Regions from separate parts of the Homo sapiens genome. Here region 1 is linked to region 2. A link is a loop called in an ENCODE intact Hi-C map of the cell type or tissue named here. Cell type or tissue: HepG2. All regions are shown on one strand. Links, peaks and the distances in the headings refer to the core of each region. The heading gives the core; the rest is flanking DNA. Region 1 has its middle 12 kb from the start of FOXL1. Region 2 has its middle 130 kb from the start of LINC02188.

Evidence for each region. A loop is a pair of places that touch in the nucleus more often than their neighbours do. Peaks named below come from ENCODE experiments on the same cell type or tissue, not always from the same donor. Only the 100,000 strongest peaks of a DNase experiment are listed, where the experiment ranks them.
Region 1: a loop joins it to region 2, with 2.8 times the contacts of the local background. A loop is called at or near these places in 3 of 110 quality-filtered maps.

The regions. Positions count from the first base shown.
Region 1 is chr16:86,586,750-86,595,297 of GRCh38, forward strand. No RefSeq gene overlaps it. Among named protein-coding and RNA genes, the nearest start is that of FOXL1, 12 kb to the left of the region's middle. In HepG2, for the core only: no CTCF peak of the experiment used is centred there; a DNase peak (open chromatin) is centred at 3,932; H3K27me3 peaks cover 2,475 bases.
Region 2 is chr16:86,846,992-86,863,536 of GRCh38, forward strand. No RefSeq gene overlaps it. Among named protein-coding and RNA genes, the nearest start is that of LINC02188, 130 kb to the left of the region's middle. RefSeq lists an enhancer at 3,371-3,871. In HepG2, for the core only: no CTCF peak of the experiment used is centred there; a DNase peak (open chromatin) is centred at 11,750; H3K27me3 peaks cover 270 bases.

The sequences.
Region 1 (8,548 bases), core at 1-8,000, 270 kb before region 2:
TGTTCACTGCGGCATCCGAATGTGATGAGAAGAAACCCATGAGGCTGTGGTTCCCACCTGCTCTGCACCAAGGATGACCTGGGAATTTTGGATTCGCCCAGCATCTGTGTCCTAACCTCAGACCCTGGTTCACTTGGCCTCTGGTGAAACCAGACAGGTGTATTTTTATAAGATCCTCAGGCAATTCTATTGATTCTGCAACCAGAGCTGAGAGCCCCTGCAGTGAGGTATATATGCCACTGGGTGCATTTGTAGGGGTAGAGAGAAGACGTACTCAGCATTAGCTATCATTTCTCTCTTTTCACCTATGCATATTTATATACAAGTTTTGTTTGTTCAGAGTAGACTCTCAGCATCTTTCTATGACCTCAACTACCCTTTTTCTTTATTCTGTGTAGATTTGTCTTTCAATAAAATACCACTGTAGAAGTTATATGTGTTCATACAGGAAATGTGTAATATTCAGAAAGGTGGTAAAAAGGGAACAAACCTGTAGCCCCACAATTACTTGTAATAATCCTGCCTCCAAGAGTGTATGCTTGGTATTTCCAATGTATTTTGGTGTTACTTTTGGTATATCATCTTTCTCTAAGTTGTTTGTATTTCATTAATGCTACCACAATTACCTCCACCACGACAATTACCTCCACCACCACAATCATCACCATCATCATCATCATCACTATCGCCACCACCACCATCATTATCATCACCATCATCACCATTATCACCACCATCACCATTATCATCACCATCATCACCATTATCACCACCATCACCATTATCATCACCACCACCATTATCACCACCATCACCATTATCATCACCACCACCATCACCACCACCACCATCACCACCCTCACCGTCATCACTATCATCATCACCACCACCACCATCATTATCACCATCATCATCGCCACCATCATCATCATAACCATCACCATCATGACCACCACCATCACTATTAACATCACTATCATCACCACCACCACCATCACCACCACCACCATCATCACCACCATCATTATCACCGTCATTATCATCACCACCACCACCACCATCATCACCCTCACCATCACTATCACCATCATCATCATCACCATCATCATCATCACCATCACCTCCACCATCAACACCACCATCATCATCACCATCACTATCACCATCATCATCACCATCACCATCATCACCATCACCACCACCATCACTATTAACATCATTATCATCATTACCACCACCACCATCATCATCATCATCATCATCACCATCATCACCCTCACCACCATCACCATCATCATCACCATCATCATCACCCTCACCACCATCATCACCACCATCCTCACCACCATCATCATCATAATCATCACCATCACGATCATTATCATCACCATCATCATCACCCTCACCACCATCACCATCATCACCACCATCCTCACCACCATCATCATCATAATCATCACCATCACGATCATTATCACCACCATCATCATCACCATCATCATCATCACCATCATCACCCTCACCACCATCACCATCATCATCACCACCATCATCATCATCTTCACCATTATCATTACCATCACTATCATCATCATCACCACCGCCACCATTATTATAACAATCATCACCACCACCACCATCATCACCATTACCATCATTATTATCTTCATCATCATCACCACCGCCCTTGCCACCATTGTCATCATTACTGTCACTAAGTTGCATTTCAACATTGCCTGTGCAGTGCACATGCAGATTACTGGGGACAGAGAACTCTGCAAGTCATGCTTCTTTTACTTTAATTGCTGACAGCTTGGTAATGGAGGCAGGTGAGTGAAAAATATTTATTTATTAAAAGTTTTAATTTTGATATAATTGAAGATTCACAGGAAGGTGCAAAGAAATGTACGGGGAGGTGAAAGAGACTTATTTTGTACAAGAATTTTCATATCCACTTTCTCATTCTTTTTTAACCACCTTCATGTGAGGTAGGCATTACCATTTTCTCCACTTACATACACACTAACACAGGGACACTCAGAGAGGGTTAGGTGGCTTTTCTTAAGGCACATGGCTAGTCAGTTTCAGAATTAGTCCTGCAATTGAGAGTCCAGCACTCCCAGCCCTCTGGTTCATTCTGACCTCCTGCTGTAGCATCTGGCACCAGGGATTGGGAACAAAGACTTCTGCCAAGTGACCCCTGGTTGGCAGGTCCAGTCAGTGACTTTGCTGTCCTCTCCATCATTCTCATGGGGGAACCATGCTGGCTTCTCTCTCTAAGCCTTGTCAGGATCTATTTCTTTTTTCAGGTTGATTTTTATCCTTCCTGAAATTACAGGAATAACTGTTGGTTAGAACTGTGACTTCTGTTGTCTGTGTAAACCAGTGAATCTCAATCTGGGCTAAGCACTGAAATCACTCTGTGTGTGTGTGTGTGTGTGTGTGTGTGTGTGTGTGTGGCAGGGGGAGCAGCTTTAAAGGTGCTGGCAGCAGTGTGGCAACCCCAAATGGTATTTCAGAAACCTTCCCAAATGATTCTAGTGTAACAGATTTTGGGAACCAGTGGTTTTGACATCATTAAGGGAAGGCTTGACATCAAGTGCCCAGATTATTCAGAAAAACCACTTGGCATGAAGGAACAAAAAAGTGGGTTCAGGGCTGAAAGAAACAGCCCAACTGTTTGGTATTACACAAGCCCTGTACCCTCATCTCTTTGTCCACGCTCTTGGGAGAAAGATTGAGCACACAATCTTTGCCCTATATCATATCATTTAATCATTTCAACAACTCCAGGAGGTTGGCTAGAGTCTCTCCATTAGACAGATAAGAAACTGAGGCTGGGGTGTGGGACTTCATGAGTAGCACACAGGAAGAGGCTGAGTCAAAAATTGAGGTCAATTTCTTCTAGAACCCTTGCTGTCCTTCACACCATCTTCTACGCTGCCCATACTAGAGTTTCACAAATGTTAAAACACATTTCAGTGCCGTGTAAAGGAAGTGCATGCCTTTAGGAATATCCATAGAGGAAGAGGGTGGCTTACATTTTTCCATGATGAAGAACATGCCTTGTACCTAGTGGTCTTTGTAATCAGCATAGTTTATCATTTCTCATCTAACAAATAGTGATTGCCATTAACTGCCAGGCTGTGATATGCCTTAGGAATATGTCAATGAACCAGACCCAGGTCCTGACCTTCAAGGGCTCATATTCTGGTGGGAAAAACTAGAGAAGCAAATTGACATGCGCCAGCCATCTAAGGCAATTTGGACATTTATGGTTACTCAAAATCTTTTAAACACTCTTCAGTTTCTGATAGGTTCACGTACTTCAAATCCTACCTTCCCAACATAAAACAGGAAGAAAGCCCTGCTTGTCTCTGTGTGCTAGCCATCTGGAGTCAACCACCGAGACATGCAGGGGCGAACCCTGGATTTCTCAGGGAGGCAGGTGAGCAAAGGAGAGGGCATGGTGTGCTGGCTTTGCTGCTGTGGACCATGGAGGTGGTTCTGGAGCCAACAGCTGTGGCAGCCCCTTTCTGTGTGATTTGAAGGCTTCTGATCCTAGAAGAGGCAGCAGTTTCCTTGGTGCTCATTTCTGCAGTATAGTGCAGGGAGTCGCCCCTGGAAGCTCAGCCTCAAATCTGTTTTGTAAGTTTTGCAAATATTCTATAAGTGTGCATCCCTTAATATAAACACTTTCTGTGTAAATGAAGGAGAGTTTGAAGTAAAACTAAGGCCGATAAGAATGATAAGATATATGAGGGGCTAATAGTAATTTTAATATTTTCTGATTACTTGGCCTCCACTTGGATTGTCGTAAGCACTTCACATGTACACAGTATTAACTCATTTACTTTTCCCTTTCAGTTAAGAACTATTGTTTTCCCTTATTTACAGATGGATGAGGTAACAGAGGTTTAAAGAGCTTAGTCATTTGCCCAAGTTCACGTAGCTAGTAAGTGGCAGGCTGGAGTCTGGATTCAGACTCACTGGCTTTGGAGCAATGCCTTTAACCACTGTACTCCGCACCTCCCATTGTTTGAAGCAGCCTTCTATGGCATGAGGGCTCCTTGCCCCTAAGCTTAGGAGCCAAAGAAGTAGAGCAACAAACTCATCCCAGTTTGCCGGGGACTTTCCCAAGTTATTATTGAAAGCCTGGGTCCCAGGAAACCCTTTTGTCCTGGGTAAGCTGGGATGGTTACTCACCCTATGGAGAATTACTCCATAGTCACACTATGGAGAAGGGTTTCTAACCCAATCCTAAAGGATTAGTAGAAGCCACTTGTACATTTATTTCCTCCAGGAGGAGCTGAGCAGGGACTGGAGCTTCTTCCTCTTTTTATCCCCAGCACATGACCAGGGCATGTTCTCTGCCAGGTGCTCAATGTATAGTTGTTGAGTGAGGAGATGAAGCAAAACTTGTATTGAACATCGCTACACCCAAGATGTGAAAAACAATGTAGTTTATTCTTACTGAATGATGACCAGATGCCAGGAACCCAAATGAGTATGGAGGATACATCTGTGAATGACACACAGGCCTTTGCCCACATAGGGCTTTCAGTAGGGAAGACAGTCAATAATGGGATGATGATGGTGATGATGAGGATGCTGATGCCGAAGATGATGATGATGATGATGGTGATGAGGATAGGGATGATAATGACGGTGATGAGATGATGGTAATGGTGATGCTGCCGAAGGTGATGATGGTGATGATAATGATAATAGTGATGATGATGATAGGTGATGATGAAGCTGATGATGATGATAGAGGATGATAATGGTGGTGATAATAATGGTGATGGTGGTGATGATAATGATGATGATGGTGGTGGTGATGATAATGATGGTGATGAGAGGGTGGTGATGGTGATGGTGGTGATGACGATGGTCATGTGTCAAGCTCTGTGCTGAGGTCTTTATATGCATGTTCTCTTTAATTTTCAAGCAAACCTAGAGGGTGAGTACTATTGTGTCTACTTTACTAGTGGTGTTCTACTGATAGTTTCTCCAGGTGGAAAAGCCAGTCCTTGGCAAAGTATCATACCGGGTAGGTGCACCTATCTTTAAAGTTCTTAGCCACTTTTCGGTATCATCTAACCGGGCATGAAAGTATTAGGAATACACGGCCAGTGCTTGCGGGCTCACCTCATAAAGTGAAAGAGACAGGCAAGGAAACACCCTCTTAGCAAACAGCATCCTACACAGAAGTCCTTGGTCTGCATGGCACATCACAACCATCTAGGGAACTTAGCAAAATGTGATACGTGGACCCGGCCCGCAGAGATTCTGATGTATTTGGCTTGAGGTTGGTGCACACTTACCTGGTGATCTTTGTGCACATTTATGGGTGGGAGCCATTAATCTTATAGAATCCAGCAGAGGTCTAGTACAGTGGTCCTCAATTGAGGGCAGTTGGCAATGTCTAAAGACAGTTTTGGTTGTCATGACTGACAGAGGGATGACACTGTCACCCTACAAAGCACAGGACACTCCTCACAGCAGAAACTTATCTGATTCAAAATGTTAACAGTGCTGAGGTTTGAGAAACCTTGTATGATCCCTCTTTGTGAGGTCTTGACTCTGAAGAATGGAGTAATGGTATAAGTCATGTTTCTATTATGTTCTCATCTCCCTGTGAGAAGTTCACAGAGCTCTGGGATTTTGAAGCTAAAGGGCATAGAATACCTCTTAAGCAGGGCTGCCTTTTATGACCTTCTAGACTAGTGAACCAAAAAAAGAGTAACTTAACAATGTTTAGTTGCCACATTAAAAAAAGTAATAAGAAACAAGTGAACAAATTTTAGTAATATGTTTTATTTAACCCTACATATCCAAAATACTATTGGCCGGGCATGGTGGCTCACGCCTGTAATCCCAGCACTTTGGGAGGCCACGGTGGGTGGATCACCTAAGGTCAGGCGTTCGAGACAAGCCTGACCAATATGGTGAAACCCCGTCTCTACTAAAAATACAAAAATTAGCCCGGCGTGGTGGCGGTTGCCTGGAGTCCCAGCTACTCAGGAGGCTGAGAGAGGAGAATTGCTTGAATCCAGGAGGTGGAGGTTGCAGTGAGCCAAGATTGCGCCACTGCACTCCAGCCTGGATGACAGAGTGAGACTCCATCTCAAACAAACAAACAACAAAATTCTACCATTTCATCGTAATTTAATTGAATAAATAATGGCTACTTTACTTTTTTTGGTTTAAGTCTTCAAAATCCTGTTCATTGTTTGTGCTCAGCACATCTTGGCTTAGACTGGCCGCAGGTCATGTGCCCAAGATGCACGTCCAGTGGTCCCTGCATGGGACAGTGAGGCTTCTGTCTCCCTTGGATTGCCTTTCATGCGCTGTTATAGAATTCTGCAGCTCTTTATGGACTTGTCACAGTGGCAATAAGGTAATTATTTGCTCATGAATATGTTTTGCATCTGTCTCTCCCCGCTACTCATAAGCTCTGTGGAGGCAGAGGTTTATTCTATTTGCTGCTCCCATTTTTTTCTACAGCGTCTAGCCTAGTGTCTGTCACACAGTGGGTGCCCCAAAACTACTTGCTAAAGGATGAATTTTTCCCTTACTGCTGACTCTCTTGCTGGAGTGAAAGTCCCCAGCTCATTACAACCAAGTGCTTGGAGCATAATAGACAATAAAAGCTTGTGGAACGGACGTGAAATCTTGTGAAGGTGCCCTCTTCCTCTCCACGTTTCCTTCCTGCTTCTGAAGGCTCCTTCCGTGCAGGGGCGCCCCCACCCCTTTACTCACTCAGCTCTGGAGAGGAGTGGGTGGGAGGGCTGATCTGATTCATAAACAACAGTAGAATTAATGGGATATTGCGACCCAGCCTGGCTCTTCTTCCCCCTGGCAGTGGTGAAATTTTATGTTGTTCCTTTGTGCACTGGCTTTCAGAAGGGGCTGCCCACATCCACCCTAATGAAGTGTGGGGGCTTCAGTGGCCCCAGGCTGCTGTAGCTGCACGGGTGAGTCTGTTGCTCACTGTCAATCTAAGCCACCGGCTCCCAGCTGAGCTTTCATAGCAAAAGTTTTGGCTTCTCTTTGCCCAAGTCTGTCATTCCTCAAGCGGTTTAGAATTCAGGCAACCTCCTGGTTTTACTGGAGAGAACCTCACTGAAGGGCAGCGGGGGGAAATGAACTTCCCCAAGATACAAAATCTTACAGTCAGGGCCGACGGGGGGTTCCCAGTGCCCAGTCTGGGGTGCAGCGGGTTTCAGCTTACCTCATATGAAAATGCTAATTGGATGGGAATTCTCAACTCTGGAGGACCACCCTGAAGAATAAAAGAGCAGGGCAGTATTTACACCACCATGGACAAGACCCAGGGGCTTGGTTTTTTATCTCCACAACTTCTCGGAGGGACAGGGAAAACTTTCAAACTGCAGATTCAAACTCCGGATTTATAGGATTTCCAGAGAGTTGTGTCCCCTTCCCCTTTGGTGAGAAGGATGCCCTCGGGGAGCTGGAGTTGTGATGAAGGGGGTTGGGGAATGGGATAGGAACAAGGAGGGGAGGTGGCCACCGCGGACTGGGAGAAACAGCAAAAGTCCTTCGAGCTCCATTAAGAGCAAGTGGCTGTCTTTCCCGGCAACAGAAATTCTCCATGGGGCTCCTCATTTATGTCACAGAGCTGAGCTTGAAGTCAGGCCAGAGATGCTGTGCTCTGCATGGGTACATGATTATGATGCGGTGTGTCTGTGTGTGTGTGTGTGTGTGTCTGTGTCTGCGTGTCTGTGTGTGGCAAAACTAGGGGGCAGAAAGAGGCTTTTGGGGGGATTTAGAACCTCTACCTTTGACTCAGTCTATCCTCAAATGGAGGGAGATCCCTGCCAGCCTCCCGGCACCCTCCCCTCCTCTCCATTTTAAAGCTATCCTCTGAGTTCTTGAATCAGTGTCTCTGAGTGCTTCCCAAGCCTTTGTTTTCATTAGCAAAGCAATATGTAATAATAGTTGTTAAAATAATTGTATTTCTGTTTTTACATCTGTAAAGATTAAGTTAAACAGTATGAAGCCCATTAAACTATTTCATGACACGCTGCTGTAAATTGCCCTGCATTCCCACTGCTACTATTATTCCAGAGTAAACTTCAGAGATCGGGCGGCTGCCATGAAGGGTTATTTATAGCGGCTCATTCATCAATAAAAAACTTCAAAAGGAATCTGTTATTCTTCTACTGAGAAGCCAAAGAAAACTCACATAAAGAGAACCCCGTTAAGAAACAAAGTGGAGGCAACCGCAAGACATTTAGTTAAGTAAAATCCTGATTTCTAACAAATACCATGTTGCAAAAAGAGATTGCCAGCAAACGTGAATCCATTTAAACAACTCGGTTCCCATTGGAGAGTTAAAAGAAGCTGTTAAGCAGTTGTATTTACCTTGGCTTCAAAGGGCCCGGGACCCCTCTTTGGGTTTAAACATGTAATAGGTTTGTGATCTTGATGTAGCAAAGCGATTCTTTTCATCTTCGGCGAGCCCAGGGGATGGACTCATCCTAGTGCTCATGGTCTGAACCTGCCGTGTTCTTGGCTTTTC
Region 2 (16,545 bases), core at 8,535-16,534:
GAAAACTCCTGTTGTTGGATTCAGGTAGGGCTGGATCTAGGGACTCAGACAAGTCAGCAGGGTTCCATTTGGGCCACTTCAGCCCTCAGTTTTGCTTTCCTCTGTTGGGGTTCCATGATCAGGGTGGGCCAGGTAGCAGCCCCAGGCCTGAGTCTCATTCTCCCAGCAACCTCAGTGAAAGAGGCAGCCCCTGCTTCCCATTTGCTCCAACCGAAGCCCTGGAACTGAGTCTTCTTGGCCCACGTGGACCAGTTGCTGATATGGGAACTGGCGACTGTGATCTGAGTGGTGAAAGGCTCCGATTGGCCAGGGCTGGATGCCGGACACGGGGGATAATCCCACTGAAAGTGTGGGCTAAGGGAGGAATGGAGGAGGCAACACCGATAGAGAAAGTAATGGACCTCGAGGGGACAAAAGAATCTTTGCTTTTTCTTGGCACTGGTACCCAACCAAAAGAACCGGGCAACTTGGCTGTATTTATTCCGCTGGCTACATCATCTGCCTTTCCGAGTCTTCCAAGGAAGACAGAATTTAACCCTGAAGGGTCTACGCATCCTACTGGAACTTCATCCTGCTTCTCTCTAGGAGCCCTGGAGGTCTCCTGGCTGGACGCTGTGGAGCTGAGAATGGGGCTCCTTCTGGGGGATGTTGCCTGCGCTTTGCTTCGTGGTGTTCTGGGCTTGTCTGAGGATGTGCCGGGAAGGGAATTTTGCCAAGCTGGTAAGAGCACGTGATGGGAGGCTCGACATATAAAGGAAGCCCCCGAGGCCTGCCCTATCCACAAGGTCTGGGTCATCATGGTGTCCCAAGCCTCTCCCATCAGTTTCCCATGTGTTTATCCCAGTTACCTGGAGGAATACGCAGGAACCAAGTCTTCCTTGCCTCCTAGCACAGAAGACTGAGGGCCAGTGAGGTTGAGGGAGATGCCTGGGGCCGCTCTCCAAAGAATCCCAATGGCAGCCACCACTGTGTATGGAGTGCTGAATCAACACCTGGCTTTCGTCCTAAGAACAGTGTGAAGCCATCAATGGGTGTGAGGCACGGGGTAGCTGTGTGGGCATAGGATCTGCACACAAGGGAGGGGAAGCTCAGGGATGAAGCCCCAGCATCTTCTCACCAGAGTGCAGCTGGGAGTCCAGGATTCCATGTCCAGTCCTGCCTGCCTCTGAATCTGGAGTTCCAGCAAAATTAGGCAGAAGATCTGAAGACCACCGTGGGATCTCTAGTGGAACTCTAGGCCGTTCCGCTTTAGCAAGTTATCTCTTGGCACATTAGTTTGTGAATGGAGGCAGCTCGTGAGAAAGAGGCCGCAGACCCCACGGGCTTCTCACTCCTCCCCGAGGAGCCAGGGCCTGGTCTTAATTTCCAAAATGTTTCTGAATAGACTGATTTCTGTTCAAGGGCCTGTGACCTGGGGATCTATCCTGGCTGGAAGCTGTGGAGCCGAGGACGGGGCTCACGCTGAGGGACGTTGCCTGCACTTTGCTACCTGGTGTTTAGGGCTTGTCCAAGGACACGGCAGGAAGGGAATTTTGCCAAGCTGGCAAGAGCATGTAAAGGGAGGCCTGGCACATAAAGGAAGCCTGGGGGGTCTGCAGCTTCCCTCTCCCAGCACTGCTTCCATTCATGCGTTGATGCACCAGGAGACACCTTCCTAAAATGGAACAATCTACAGTGGTCTTCAGATTTTCTGCCCAATTTCACTTTATAGGCAGCAATGAGAAGAGACTCATCTAAGATGACCCAGTGAATGAACGGCTGGAACAGGACCAGAGACCAGAGAACAGGACCACAGACCAGCTCTCCTGGCAAGCAGTCTGCTCCCCAACTCTTCCCATTCATTCCTAGGAGAAGGGCACTGGGATTCCAACAGGAATCCTAGCACCAAAAGCTCCTAGCAAGGAGTTAAGAGTCGTGCTTTTTATAGAAACAGCCTCAATGGGCTGTGCTTCCCTGCCTGGGAGGGGCAACGATCGGGTCCCCATGCGGCTGCACCAAGGCTGATGGCTTGCTATGCGTCACTGAACCTCCATCTCTCCATCAGGGCAAATGAATCATAACTGATGCTCCGAAGGCAGTTTACATCTAAACATGCATGCTCCTGATGAGCTCTCATCTCCTTCCTCATCCTCCATCACTCCTGCCTCATGCTTCATGCTCCAGTGACCCCAGCCTGCCCAGAGTTCGTGGAATGCTCTGTGATGTTTCAGGATGCTGTCGCTGTGTGGCTGTCCCAGCAGCCTGAAATTGAGCCATCCCAGCCTGCCTTTTCCTGAGCCGTCCTTTGAAACAGGCTCAGATTTTCCCTTCTCCTGGAACCTTTCACACCCTGCCTCACCTTCAGCTGAATCATTTCTCTCTGCTTTGTGGTCCTAGGGCACCTGCCATTTTTCACCTGGAGCTCCTACCTGGATGCCTTGCACACCTGTCATCCCAGTGGGCTGTGAACTGCTTGAGGACTGGGCAGGTCCCTTTTTCTCCCACCTCCACTGCCTCTTGCAGGTACTGGGAAGACAGTAGGCATTCAATAAATATCAATGAAAGCCTGCAGTGGGCACTCAAAAAATACTGATATAAAAACTAAACTTGGCTGCCTGCACTGTGTCAGGCACAGTGGGACAGGAATTCTCTGCTCCAGCTGCACCTTAGCATCCCCTGGGGGAGGGTGGCTTTTAGAAATGTAGCTGGCACCTCACCCAGATGAAAACATCAACAGAACTTTTTAAAAACTCTCAAGGCAAACATAATCAGCCAGAGATGAGTCTGCTGGGCTGGGGGATAGAAAATGGTAAAGGCCTGTTTCCCCTGACTTTGAGACGTTGACATGACCAAACTGATATTTTTTTTCCAAGAAAGAAGAGTCATTCTTAAAGGAGGTGCTGGGAAGAGCAGCAAAGCCTCCCCTGACACCCTGTTGGAGACGCAGGTTCTGGAGCCCCACCCTAGACCTGCTGAATCAGAGACACTAACAAGGGTCTAGCCATCTGGGGGTGAACGTGCTCTGCAGGGGGCCTCAGGGTGCTGGAGTTTGAGAACCGCTGCTCTAAGACCTTGTCTCTCAGAGTGTGACCCACTCACCGCCACACCAGAAACACACAGGATGTTGTTAAAATGCAGATTCCCAAACCCCTTTCCAGATGGACTGGCGTGGAACCTTGGAGTTGCGGGGGGGGAGGTAGCATTTTATAGAAAGCTCCCCAGAGATTGTTAACCTTATGGAGACTGGATAACTAGTGCTCTAATCTAATGACAATGCTGATAAATACTATGTGCCCAACCCCTCCCCTCTCAAAGCCAGGACTTGGGTGATTAGGGCCTGGCTGCTCATCACACACTCATTCTTGGGGGTCTCCTGGGCCTTCCGTCTTTTGGGCCTCTTGGAATGCAGTTATGGTTGCCCATGACCCTGTTTCAAAGACTCTTTGGTCTGGTCAATGTCCACCCTCCACTGACACTCAGGAGCAGAGGAGCCCTGGAGCTCCCCCAACCCTCATTCTCCTTGCCAGTGTCTCCCCTGCGCCATCCCGCCTCAGAAAGGGACCTTGGAAAGTCATCTTCCTCCTGGGACGCCCGGCCCATCATCACCAACAGACAGCATAGACAACAGAGTTGCCACTTGAGACTCTGCGTCAACTTCTAGCTCTACCTCTGGGGCCAGAGAACTGCCAAGTCTTCTAACCAACATACATTTGGTGATCAGAAAACACCCTGTGGTGAGAGGGGGTGGGGATCAGCAGCACAGAGGGACCTCAACTTGTGCACATTTAAGCAAACACATGAGCTTTCCAGCTGCTGAGCCGGCAGTGTGATCACGCCCCATTCCACTTTTCTTCCATCAGCAAAACAATGCCAGGCCTGAAGGGAAATGGAGAGCTGTCCTGCCCAGGACGACAGCAGCCCCTGCTCAGTTTCCTGTTGTTCTCGCGATGGCGACCGCAGCCAAGTGGCCCCTTCGGATGCTCTGGGGGAAGCTTGCTTTGGGCTCCGCCAACTGCCTGAAAAGCACTCGCTCCGTATGGCACCTGCAGAGCCTTGTCATCGGAGAATTTTCTTTGGCCTCAGCCTTAGTGGGTGGGTCAGCATCTGCCTGTGGGGAAGAAGAATTTATTTTCTAAATTCTAGATTTACGAAAGAAAACATTTTGCCTTCAAAGCCACTGGTGAGCCCTATTGGGTACAGGGTGTGTTGAATTTCATCCACGTCTTACCATCTCAGGACCAAAAGAGAGGACCAAAGTTGTAAAAATAACCACATCACAGGCTGGAAAAGCCCATAAGAGAGAAACAAGGTCAGTGGTTTTTGAACTCGGTTCCAAGAAACCTAAAGGTGCCTCAAAAAGCGCATGGGGAGAGGGGACTGTGGGGTCTACTGAATATTAGCAGGGTGACTTTGGACAAATGAATTCCCTTCTGGAAACCTCACTTTCCTCATCTGTGAAATGGAGGTCATGTGCCTACCTTCCCTATGTCATAGAGTTATTGAGAGGATGAAATGGGACAGTTCTAGGCACCTGGTGACAGCTCGATGCACTTGGACCTAGTTTCAACCTGCAGGATGATTTGGCGGAAAGGACAAAGGGCATTTCAGGACAAAGGCTGGCAAAGCAAAGGCCAGCTGGCAGGTGTGTGTGCCATGTGTGGGGAAGGAGGAGCCGACCCCAAGTGGCTGGGCAGGGGGTGCTCCTTAGCTTCCAAGTGCTGGCCTCTCTCACTGACCCCCTCAGCTAAGCCTCCGTTCCAGGACACACGGACTTCTCTTTCCATCTGCCTCAGGGCATTTCCTTCCTGGACCCAAACTGATCAGAGACAGACAATGAGCTTCTTTATAACATCTTCCACAATTTAGGGTGAGGACATATAGAAAAGAAGTGGTCTTGCTGCTGGAAATGTTCGCAAACCCTTGTGACTACAGATTAACTTACTTCATTAGTTCTAGTAATGGTCATGGTAATAAAAAAGAAAAAACTTATCACCATTATCATCATCATTACTGCCAACATCGTCATCATCACCATCATCATCACCACCATCATCACCACCATAACCATCATCACTGTCACCATCACTATCACCATCACCATCATCATCACCATCACCATCATCACCATCATCACCATCACCATCATCACCACCATCACTGTCACCATCACTATCACCATCACCATCATCACCACCATCACTGTCACCATCACTATCACTATCACCATCATCACCACCATCACCATCATCACCACCATGATCACCACCATCAACATCATCACTGTCACCATCACTATCACCATCACCATCATCACCACCATCACCATCACCATCATCATCACCATCACCATCATCACTGTCACCATCACTATCACATCACCATCATCACCAACATCACCATCACCATCATCACCATCACCATCATCAACATCATCACCATCATCATTACCGTCATCACCATCATCATCATAACCATCATCACCATCACCATCACCATCACCATCAACACCATCACCATCACTATCGTCATCACCATCACCAACATCATCATCACTGCCAAGGAGAAGCAAGGCCATTGGATGGTTGTGGACAGTAATTTCCCCAAATAGATTTAGTGAGCAGGATACAGACTGCTAACACCAACATGGGTTGAGTCAGGCTAGTGATGTGTCACAGAATGAGACAGTGAAAGCCCCTGCCCTCAGGCAGCTAATGTTTCCAGGGGAGGAAGGAACTTGATCCATGCGCATTAGCTTGGTACTTTCACTGTGGGGCCAGTGGAAGTGAAGGGATGAAGTTGGAAGATAGAAGCTTGGCATTGTTTTGGCTTCAGCATCTCCAAGAATCGCAGATGAGCTTGATCTCACTGACTTCCAGCACTGGGATGACAGCCTGTGTTCAGAAGAAATGTGAAGCTGCCTTCAGACTGTGTGCTTGAGACTTGCCTGACCTGGGCCTGGAGAAAGGAAGCGTAGCCAGAGTGTAGATGGAGGTCCCAACTCTAACCCACCCCCAGAGCTCACAATATTTGCAAAATTATTTCAAAAATCTTTGTGTAAAAGCTCACACCTATAATCCCAGCACTTTGGGAGGCCGAGGCGGGCAGATCACGAGGTCAACAGATCGAGACCATCCTGGCCAACATGGTGAAACCCCGTCTCTATTAAAAATACAAAAATTACCTGGTCATGGTGGCACGCACCTGTAGTCCCAGCTACTTGGGACGTTGAGGCAGGAGAATCGCTTGAACCCAGGAGGCAGAGGTTGCAGTGAGCCAAGATCGCGCCACTGCATTCCAGCCTGGTGACAGAGCGAGACTCCATCTCAAAAAATAAAAAATAAACTTAAAAAATTAACTGAAATGTTAAGTATTGAACAAGGTGCATATCACACAATCCTATAGGGAGAGGAAGAGGTAGGATGTTGTCAGGCACTAAAAATGTCCTGCAGGCCCTCCTAACACATCACGATTTTCCAAAGGGTGGACCCACTGGACTGATTAGAGACAGGAAGAGGCATGGGGGTGGCAAATGTATATGTTCCATTTCTAGAATTCAGAGGCCAGTTTCCTTGTTTAGGGGGGCAAAAGTGTTTAAAATAGATAAATCACAAAGGAAAAATGAAAATTGTTCAATTTTGTTGTCAAGGTTACAACTCCCGCAGCATTAAAGCTGCAAGGCTTTGGCCAGGCTCAGTGGCTCACGCCTGTAATCCCAACATAAATGTTGGGAGGCTGAGGCGAGAGAATCACTTGAGCCCAGGAGTTTGAGACCAGCCTGGGCAACATAGTGAGACCCTGTCTGCTCAAAAAAATTTTTTTTAATTAGCTAGACATGGTGATACACACCAGAGCCTGAGGCAGGAGGATTGCTCGAGCCAAAGAGGTCAAGGCAGCAGTGAGCTATGATGGCACCTCTGCACTCTAGCCTGGAAGAGAGAGCGAGGCCCTGCCTCAAAACACACAAACAAACAAACAAACAAACAAAAACAGAAGAAGAAGAAGAAAAAAGTTGCAAGGCTTTGCTACAGAAATTTTCCTGGTGCTTCATGGAGCCTGTTTGGAGTTTCTGACTGCTGCCATTATGCTAATCACCACCACCGCCATCATCATCTTCCTCACCATCATTATCATCTTCATCTTCATCATCACTGTAATCATCACCATCATCATCAGGATCACGGGTGTCATCCTTATAATTACTGTGACTCATGTCAACAAGCAGCCCAGAGTGATTCTGTGGTTCTGAAGCTGCCGGGTGCAGGCCGGCAGCAGCAGACTCTTCTGGGAGGAGCTTCCTAAGACTTGGACGCTTTTCTCTTCAGCTCCTCTTTACACAATTATGGGTAACCAGGAGCCCAGCATTTTATGCACCAGCTGTAGCGTCACCTCTGTCCCCCAGTTTTACCCAGAGCCTGACCTCACAAGTCAATTACAGCTGTTTTCATTGTGCTCATCAGCTTCCAGCATCCACCCTGGCCTGGCTTTCAACAGAGGGTGGATTCCCATGAACTCTATTCTTTATGACCAGCTGGTTCCGATTAGAGATGAACCAATAAAGCCGGGAGTAATATAGTCGCAGCGTGTTCCTGAACGTAGCACTTCTCCACCATGTGCTTTCATTTACCAGCTGACCAATAAAACCTAGCCTTTCAACAAGGTGGATTTCATAGCTCACATATTTTGCTCATTTTGGTATATGCAGCTTTTTAGAGACTGAAAAAACAGGGGGGATGACATAGGCTTGGTGAGTGCGTAAGTGTGTGAGCTTTGTGGGGGTGTGAGAATGTGTGTGTGCGAATATGTGAGAGTATGTGCATGTGTGTGAATATGTGAGTATTTGTAAAAGTGTATGAGTGTGAGAGTGTGTGATGTATTAGGTCAGACGAAGCGTCTCTCTGACAGGCAGTAAGCATTGACTTCAGAGCATCTAAGATTTCTATACAAATGCTCCTTGTCAGCACCCTTGGTTAAAAGGATTATGAACATAAGAAGAAATATACAATATGGCATTTTCCTCCCTCATTTTTATGAGAATGAGAACTATTCCTTTCCTTTCTAAATATTTACTTTCCACCTGTTTTTTCGTTTCCCTTTAAAGATGGCCATGACTCATGAGTTTCTCTTGCCTTTGTGCTGGATGGAATTGTTGACTATGAAAACGGCAGTCACGTTTTAAGTAAGGAAAGTCCCACATTGTAGCTTTGTGGCCTGGGAGAAATTCTGTAGGAGTTCCAAAAAGAAGGAAGACAACCTTCCTATTAGGCCAGCCTGTCAAAAGAGGGCACTGTATTTTTTTAAGGTAGTTCAAAGGTGAGTAGAAAAAAATCCTTGGAAAACAGGCAGGAGTTTATCACAACCCTGCAGGGTACAAAGGTGCAGACTTGGTGCTTCTGTCTCCGGCTTGGTTCCTCAGTTAATTTCTTCCTCTCCCACATGGAGAGCTTGCATTGGGTGCAAACACCAGGCAGACAGAGGCAGCAAAAGTTCATCTTAAACAAGAAAATGGCCAGACACTGTGGCTCAGGCCTGTAATCCCAGCACTTTGGAAGGCTGAGGCGGGCGGATCACAAAGTCAGGAGTTCGAGACTAACCTGGCCAGACGGCGAAACCCCGTCTCTCTGAAAATACAAAACTTAGCCAGGCACAGTGGCAGGCCTCTGTAATCCCAGCTACTCGGAAGGCTGAGGCAGGAGAATTGCTTGAACCTGGGAGGCAGTGGTTGCAGTGAGCTGAGATCGCGCCACTGCACTCTAGCCTGGGTGACAGAGTGAGACTCTGTCTCAAAAAAAAAAAGACAAAAACAAAAACAAAAAACAAAACAAAACAAATAAAACACACATACATGAAAATGGTTTGAGAACAGGAGCACTAGGATGCTTCAGGTACCACTCAGCAGCCCAACTCCATCTAGATCAGGAGATGGGTGATGGGAGGGATGGTCCCTGCCAATCTCTGGTGCTGTGGCTCCTTGCCTCTGTGGTTCTGCACCACAGGTCTGGCTTGCTCCCCGATGATGCTGTTCACAGCTGAATCCCCACCTAAGCGCTGTGGCTGGCATTCAGCTGGTGCGCAATAAATGTGTGTGCCTGAATGTGTCATCAGGGAACGTGTGAGGAGGGTCCTGGGGAGGCTTGCTGAAGGAGGCAGGTTTGAGCCTGGTGGCGTGGATTCCGTTCAGGAGAGAAAAGATGGTTTTAGATGAGACTTGGAATTGAGTATTGGAATCACAAAAACAGAAGAGTGGAGACCACCAGCCTGGTCTCCTGCAAAGCAACTGGCAGGGTGCCTTTAAGAGCAGGAGCACTATAAACCATAATTTACCATTCATTCATTCATTCATTCATTCATTCATTCAGGAAATGAGGCCACAATGGTGAGTGACATCCATCCCTGCCCTCCTGGAACTCACCTTCCAGGTGGGAAAGACAGAAAATCAACAGACAAGACTGTGAGATTGTGGCCAGTGCTTGATGAAACAGAGCACTGCTGGGGTGATCAGAGAAGGCTCTTCTCAAAAATTCACGATGGAGTTAAAACTGAAGGGAAAAATGAAGGATCGCCATCCCCATGGAAGAGACAAGAACAGCATTCTGGGGAGAGGCAGCAGTGTGTGCGGAGGCCCAAGGTGGGCTCTACTGGCCATGCCCACAGATCAGAGAGGAGCTTGAGTGGTTGGAGGTCAGTGAGGTGAGACTCTAGCACTGGTTTCTCAGCCTAGGCTATGCACTAGAAATCCAGCAATCCAGGCTGCACCCCCAGAAAGCAGAATCTGGAGGCAGGACTGAGGGGGTCAATGTTTTTTCAAGGGCTGCCAGGGATGCCCATGGGCTGCCAGGGTTGAGCACCCCAGTGCCAGGCCGGGAGCAGGTGAAGTATGTTAGAACAGGAGAACGGTGAGCTGGATTGGACACAGATGGTGTCTGTGGAGACAGACAGAAATGGTGGCATCAAGGGAAGAAAGTCTGGGCAGATGCTCCAATGCTGAGAAACCAAAGGGATGGGCGGGGGACTGCGGAAGGCTGCCCTACAGAGGGGTATTACTTGGGGTCTGAGGATGTGTAGGATTTAGACAGTTAAAGGGAGGGGAAGGACAGGAATGGTCTGGATGAGCACTGCATCCAGAGGCACAGATGAAACTGGACACTTAAGGCAGACATAGGAAGCTCGGGTGGCCAAGGGGAGGGGACCCAGGAGGGGACACCCTGCGGCCAGATTGTGCAGTGCTGCAGGCTCACTGGAAACTGTCGAGTTTTCTTCTAGGGACTGTCCGCAAACCCAAGACGAGCACTGAGTGCCAGGAGTTTATTTGGGTGGATCCCAAGAAGCTTAGTAGCAGCGTGAGGACGTGTGACAGGGAAGGGAAGGAAGCCACGGTGGGGAGTGCTGACAGTCAGGCTTCCCTAGGGACACCTGGACTCGGACCCATCAGAGGCTTCCTGGAGACAGTGGGGAGCACCCCTCAGGTGGTCTGCATGAGCGGTGAGGGAGCTGGGGTATTGATCCTTCAACCCAAGCTGGCGGAGGCTATTCCTGGGCCATCCACCCTACAGCAACTCTTTCTGCCCCTGCGTGGGTTGAGCGTGCTCCCTCAGCCAGAGACACCCATGGGATGGGGCCACTGGTGCTGGCAGCAAGAAGCCACCTGCAAATGGACTGAGGCCCGCAGCTGTGATACTAGCCTGGCTGCATGTTAGAGTCACTTGGTGACCTTAAAAAAAATAACAATAAAAGCATATTAGAGTCACTCGAAGAATTTTTTGAAGAATCAAAGCACACATGCACACACACACACACACCAAACACATATCACGTTCATACATCACATACACACAAATCACACACACACATAAACACACATGGACACATACCACACACATCACACACATCACACACATCACATACACACATCACACACTACACACAAATCACACACACATACACACACATCACACACACACACATACACACCACACATATCACACATACACCATACACACATCACACACACATAAACACACACCACCCACACATCACATACCACACACATACACACACCACAAACCACACACACATAAACACCACATACACACACAACACACCACACACATACGCACACACATACACATACACCTGGAGGTTCAGGTTGGCCTGCGAGGCCCAGGCTCAGTATTTTTATGAGTATTCCAAGTGATTTCCAGGTAAAACCAGACAGAGATCCCCTGCCTAAGTAACAGGGAGTATTATAAGGGTTGTAGGCATGAGAGCCAACTTGACCTGAAATCTGTGTCCCAAAACTGTGCTCAGGCTCTTGATCTGGGGTGGTTATGGGTGCTGGGCAGAGGTAGCCCTGCCTGGGGAAATCAGCAGGCACTTTTCTTGGCTTGAACGTGATTGTCCGCTAAAATTTAATAACCCAGGCTTTTTCTCCGTTTCTCTTAAAGTGAGTAAGTTTTTGCTGGCATGCAAGGAAAGAAAAACAATCAAGTACAAATATTCCTCACTTGGAACTTTTCAAAAGAGACAACGTGTAGAGGAAATGTCCAGTTGCTTCCTTTTGCAGAGGGTCACTGCAGCCGCGTGAACTCCTGCCTCTGAACTCATCACACAACGTCCCTCCTCACTGCAGCCGCGTGAACTCCTGCCTCTAAACTGGTCACACAACGTCCCTCCTTAGCCCAGCGGCTGCATTGTCACTTTTCGGTAGGAGAGTGGAAATCAGGTCAACCTTCCCATTAGGCCAGCCTGTCAAAAGAGAACACTTTATTGTTTCAAGGTAGTTCAAAGGTGGATGGAAAAAAATCCCTGGAAAAACAGACAGGCGTGCATTGCAGCTCTGCACAGTACAAAGGTGGACACTCGGTGCTTCTGCCTCAGGCTTGGTTCCTGGGTCAATTTCTTCCTCTCCCACATGGAGGGTCCTCATTGGGTGCAAACACCAGCTAAACGGAGCCAGGAAAATATCACCCACAAAGGGAGTGGGCGGCCTTGCCCATCATCCGGTGGAATGGCTTCCTTGGAGGAGGCATGTTTTCTATGTCTGCATGAGGAGTGTTTTAATTTCTTCCCGTTGCTAGCAGGACAGCGTCATCCATGTGGCTAGGGGTGGGCTTTGGGCTTTTCTTTTTTCTTTTCTTTTTTTTTTTTTTTTTTCCGATACAGGGTCTCACTCCAGTTGCCCAGGCTGGAGTGCAGCGGCACCATCTCACCTCACTGTAGCCTCAAACTCCCGGCCTCAGGTGATTCTCCCAGCTCAGCCTCTCGAGTAGCTGGGAATACAGGAGCATGCCACCACAGCCGGCTAATTTTTTGTGTTTTTAGTAGAGACAGAGAGGCAGTTTGCTATGTTGCCCAGACTGATCTCAAACTCCTGGGCTCAAGTGACCCGCTTGCCTAGGCCTCCCAAATTGCTAGGATTACAGGCATAAGCCACCACACCTGGCCCTAGAGGTAGGCTTTCCAACTTTCTGGTGAATACCATCATTTAACGTTCACCTGCCATGTGTCAGGTAAGAAGTGACACTGGGGACTCAGCCTTGACTGTCTCATGCAGGAGGATCGGGGAACTCTTTCTGAGGAAGGTGGTGCTTTGGCTGATGCATTCCACACTTTTCTGGTTTTATTCTCTTGATGGCAAACGCTCACAAAATAGAGATGAGCAAAAGCACCATAAGAATCTCTCAAAATTATGGTGACCAAGTAATTTATTAGCCAAATTGGGACACTTTGGAAGTGACAGAAGACACTGTGATTAATTGATTAATTACACCAGGAAAAACCCGGCAGGAAGCAGTGCTATTTGGAGCCAAATGGGCCATCTGGGAGCTCTGCTCCTAACTCCGCTCCCAGCGGCAACCACCACCAACGTCTGGAGCACATTCTTCTGGCCCTTTTTCTACGAAGAAGTACAGACAATGTTTTCCATGAAGACGGGATCTTGCTCTGCATTCTAATTTGAAGGTGACCATGGACTTCATGGTCCTAAGTGGGAGTGTGAAGAGTGAGAGGGGAAGAGTCAGATACTCCTGCTGGGACAACAGGATGTAAGGCCACCGTCGCTATTTTGAATCCTGTCTTTTTTCCACTTGAAACATCATAGCATCTTTCTATTTTACTAAGTGTTTTCTTTTCCCATAAAAACATTTCTGATAGCTGCCTAGTATTCCAGCATGCAAGCGTGCCATCTCCTCAGCTGAACATGTTGATGGTCTCCCATTATTCTGCTGTCAAAACAGTGCTGGGGTGATCATCCTTTGAGCCAGTGCCTGATGCAAATCCATGATTATTTCTCCAGGACAAATGCTTAGTTTTTAAAATGTAAATTTTAAGATTAAATTGCTAGGCAGAAAGGTATGGGCTCCTTTTAAATACTTCAGCCCTGCTTTACCCAACCATCCCTTGTGAAAATTAATCCCCCCACCCCGACTGCTGGGTGTAAAGGGACAATGATGGGATGATTGTGTTTTAGATTCTTGGACTATTTGGTAAGTGAAAAGCGGCCGTGTTGAGCATGGAGGGTGAGTGGGAACTGTCAGAAGAAGCAGGGAGGTGGGGTATTCCAAGTAGGTGGAAAGACTCACCCAAGGCGAGGGGTAATGGAAAACTGCCCAGTTTGGAGGTTCTGTTTATCATCAATGTTTTGCATTTTAGAAAACTAGACCACCTTCATTTCTGGGCCCATAAATAGATTGAGAACAAATACAGATTATAAATATATTAACTCATCCCACTTTGACCCTCTTTTCCAAAATAAACATAACTATTAACAATAATGGCTCTAACACCTTCCTGTCTGCAGCCGTGGAAATAGTAACTGCATGGCCATATCTCAAACACCCTTAAGCTAGTGACACGAGGTTTTTCTGTCTCCATTTCTACAGTTGGGGAAACTAAGGCCTAGAGGAAATTCCATACTCAGCCTGTAGTCAACTTTGGGTTTCCAGTTTCCCTTTGCTGGGTTGCTGTGATTTCTAATCACACCAGATTCCCAGGTTTCTGAATATGGTGATGATGGTGATGATGATGGTGGTGGTGGTGGTGATGATGGTGATGATGGTGGTGGTGATAATAATGATTGTGGTAATGATGATGATAAGGATGGTGGTGATGGTGGTGATGGTGATGATGGTGATGATAAGGATGGTGGTGATGATGGTGATGGTGGTGATGGTGATGATGGTGATGATGGTGATGATAAGGATGGTGGTGATGATGGTGATGGTGGTGATGGTGATGATAATGGTGGTGGCAATGGTGATGATGGTGATGATGACAATGGTGGTAATGACGATGGTGGTGGTGATGATGGTGATGATGGTGGTGGTGATGATGGTGACGGTGGTGATGGTGATGATAATGGTGGTGGCAATGGTGATGATGATGATGATGGTGATGGTGATGATGACAATGGTGGTAATGATGATGGTGGTGGTGATGATGACGGTGGTGGTGATGATGACAATGGTGGTGATGGTGATGATGGTGGTGGCGGTGATGCTGAAGATGACGGTGATGATCATGGTGGAGATGAAGGTGATGATAATGACAGTGGTGATGGTGATGACGATGGTGGTGGTGATGATGGTGATGATAATGGTGGTGGCAATGGTGATGATGGTGATGGTGATGATGACAATGGTGGTAATGATGATGGTGGTGGTGATGGTGGTGATGGTGATGATAATGGTGGTGGCGATGGTGATGATGATGATGATGGTGATGGTGACGATGACAATGGTGGTAATGATGATGGTGGTGGTGATGATGACAATGGTGGTGATGGTGATGATGGTGGTGGCAGTGATGCTGAAGATGATGGTGGTGATCATGGTGGAGATGAAGGTGATGATAATGACAGTGGTGATGGTGATGATGATGGTGGTGGTGATGATGGTGATGGTGGTGATGGTGATGATAATGGTGGTGGCAATGGTGATGATGGTGATGGTGATGATGACAATGGTGGTAACGATGATGGTGGTGATGATGACAATGGTCGTGATGGTGATGCTGGTGGTGGTGGTGATGGTGGTGATCATGGTGGAGATGAAGGTGATGATAATGACAGTGGTGACGGTGATGATGGTGGTGGTGATGATGGTGATGGTGGTGATGGTGATGATGGTGATGGTGATGATGACAATGGTGGTAACGATGATGGTGGTGGTGATGATGACAATGGTCGTGATGGTGATGCTGGTGGTGGCGGTGATGGTGGTGATCATGGTGGAGATGAAGGTGATGATAATGACAGTGGTGATGGTGATGATGGTGGTGATGGTGATGATGATCATGATGGTGATTGTGGTGATTACAGTGATTATGATGATGGTGATGATGAAGACAGCGATGACTAACAGTTATATGAAACTCACCACATGCTGGCCCTGATCTATGTCCTTTGTATAACAAGTCATTTCATTCTCATAATTACCCAGGGAGTGAGGAATTATCAGTATTCCTATTTTACTGATGACTAACTTGAGGCTTAAAGGGTGAAGCCCTTTGTTCAATCTCAAAAATGACATTTTAAAAACACTCGTTCTGGGAGTAGTGACATACAGAAATACTCATTCTGGGAGTAGTGAAAATAAGAAGTTTTGTTTCTTTGGATGCAGAAAATATTACTATAAAAACTTGTTTTTAGCTCATTTGGGAACTAAGGTCAGCAGGGTCTCCTTGCCTTTTCTTTTCTTTCTTCTTTTTTATATATTTATTTTTAAATATTTGAGTCTCCATTTCACTCACAGTCTGTGAAAAACATTTGTCCCTTTGGAGGTGTTTATTCACCCTGGAAACCTGGCTGCCATCCAAGCGCCATTTTCCAGCTCTCAGTGTAAACCAGGGATGCACGTGCTCAAAACAGAACACAGCGAGGTGGCGCTCATTTGTTGAAACCCCCTCGAACCCCACATTGTTTACTTCCTTGCTTTCACCTTGTTTATTGTACCAAAAAAACCCAGCACAACATAAAATGAAAACCAGGCAGAACAGGCGGAGTATGTTCAGGATTTTCCATAGGTGCTCAGCATTTTCTGATGACTTGGCAGAGGGAGGAGATGGATGAAGAAAGATCCGTCACAGCCGTGCCGCACCAGTAGAGTCGGCTCTGTGGAAGCCTGGAGGTGCTTTACAGCCGGGCGGGTCGTGTGACAGGCTCTCCCTGAAACTTCATGGGCCTTCAAGAAGGGCACTGTGCTAGCTGCTAAGAGTCAAATGGAGGAGAAGCCTGAAATTTGTGAACGTAAGGAACTTCAGTCTAGGGTGTGGGGTGGGCAGAGAAGTAAATAGGCAACTACAATGTCACATGGGACAGTCCGTGGTGGGGTACAGCTGAGACCGTTCCACTTTATATCCACTTTATTGACGATACACAAGGAGTTCATGCTTCCCTGCCTCTCTTGCAGGCAGCTGGGTGATTAGCTCTGGACAACAGACTGTGAGCAACAGTGACACGGGCCACTTTGGATCCTGGGCAGTTGAGGCAGGAATGAGTTCTCTCTACTCTTTGCTCCCTGCTGTGCCCAGGAGTGGTGCCTCCTTCAGTCTGAGTCCCTAACAATGGTGTGG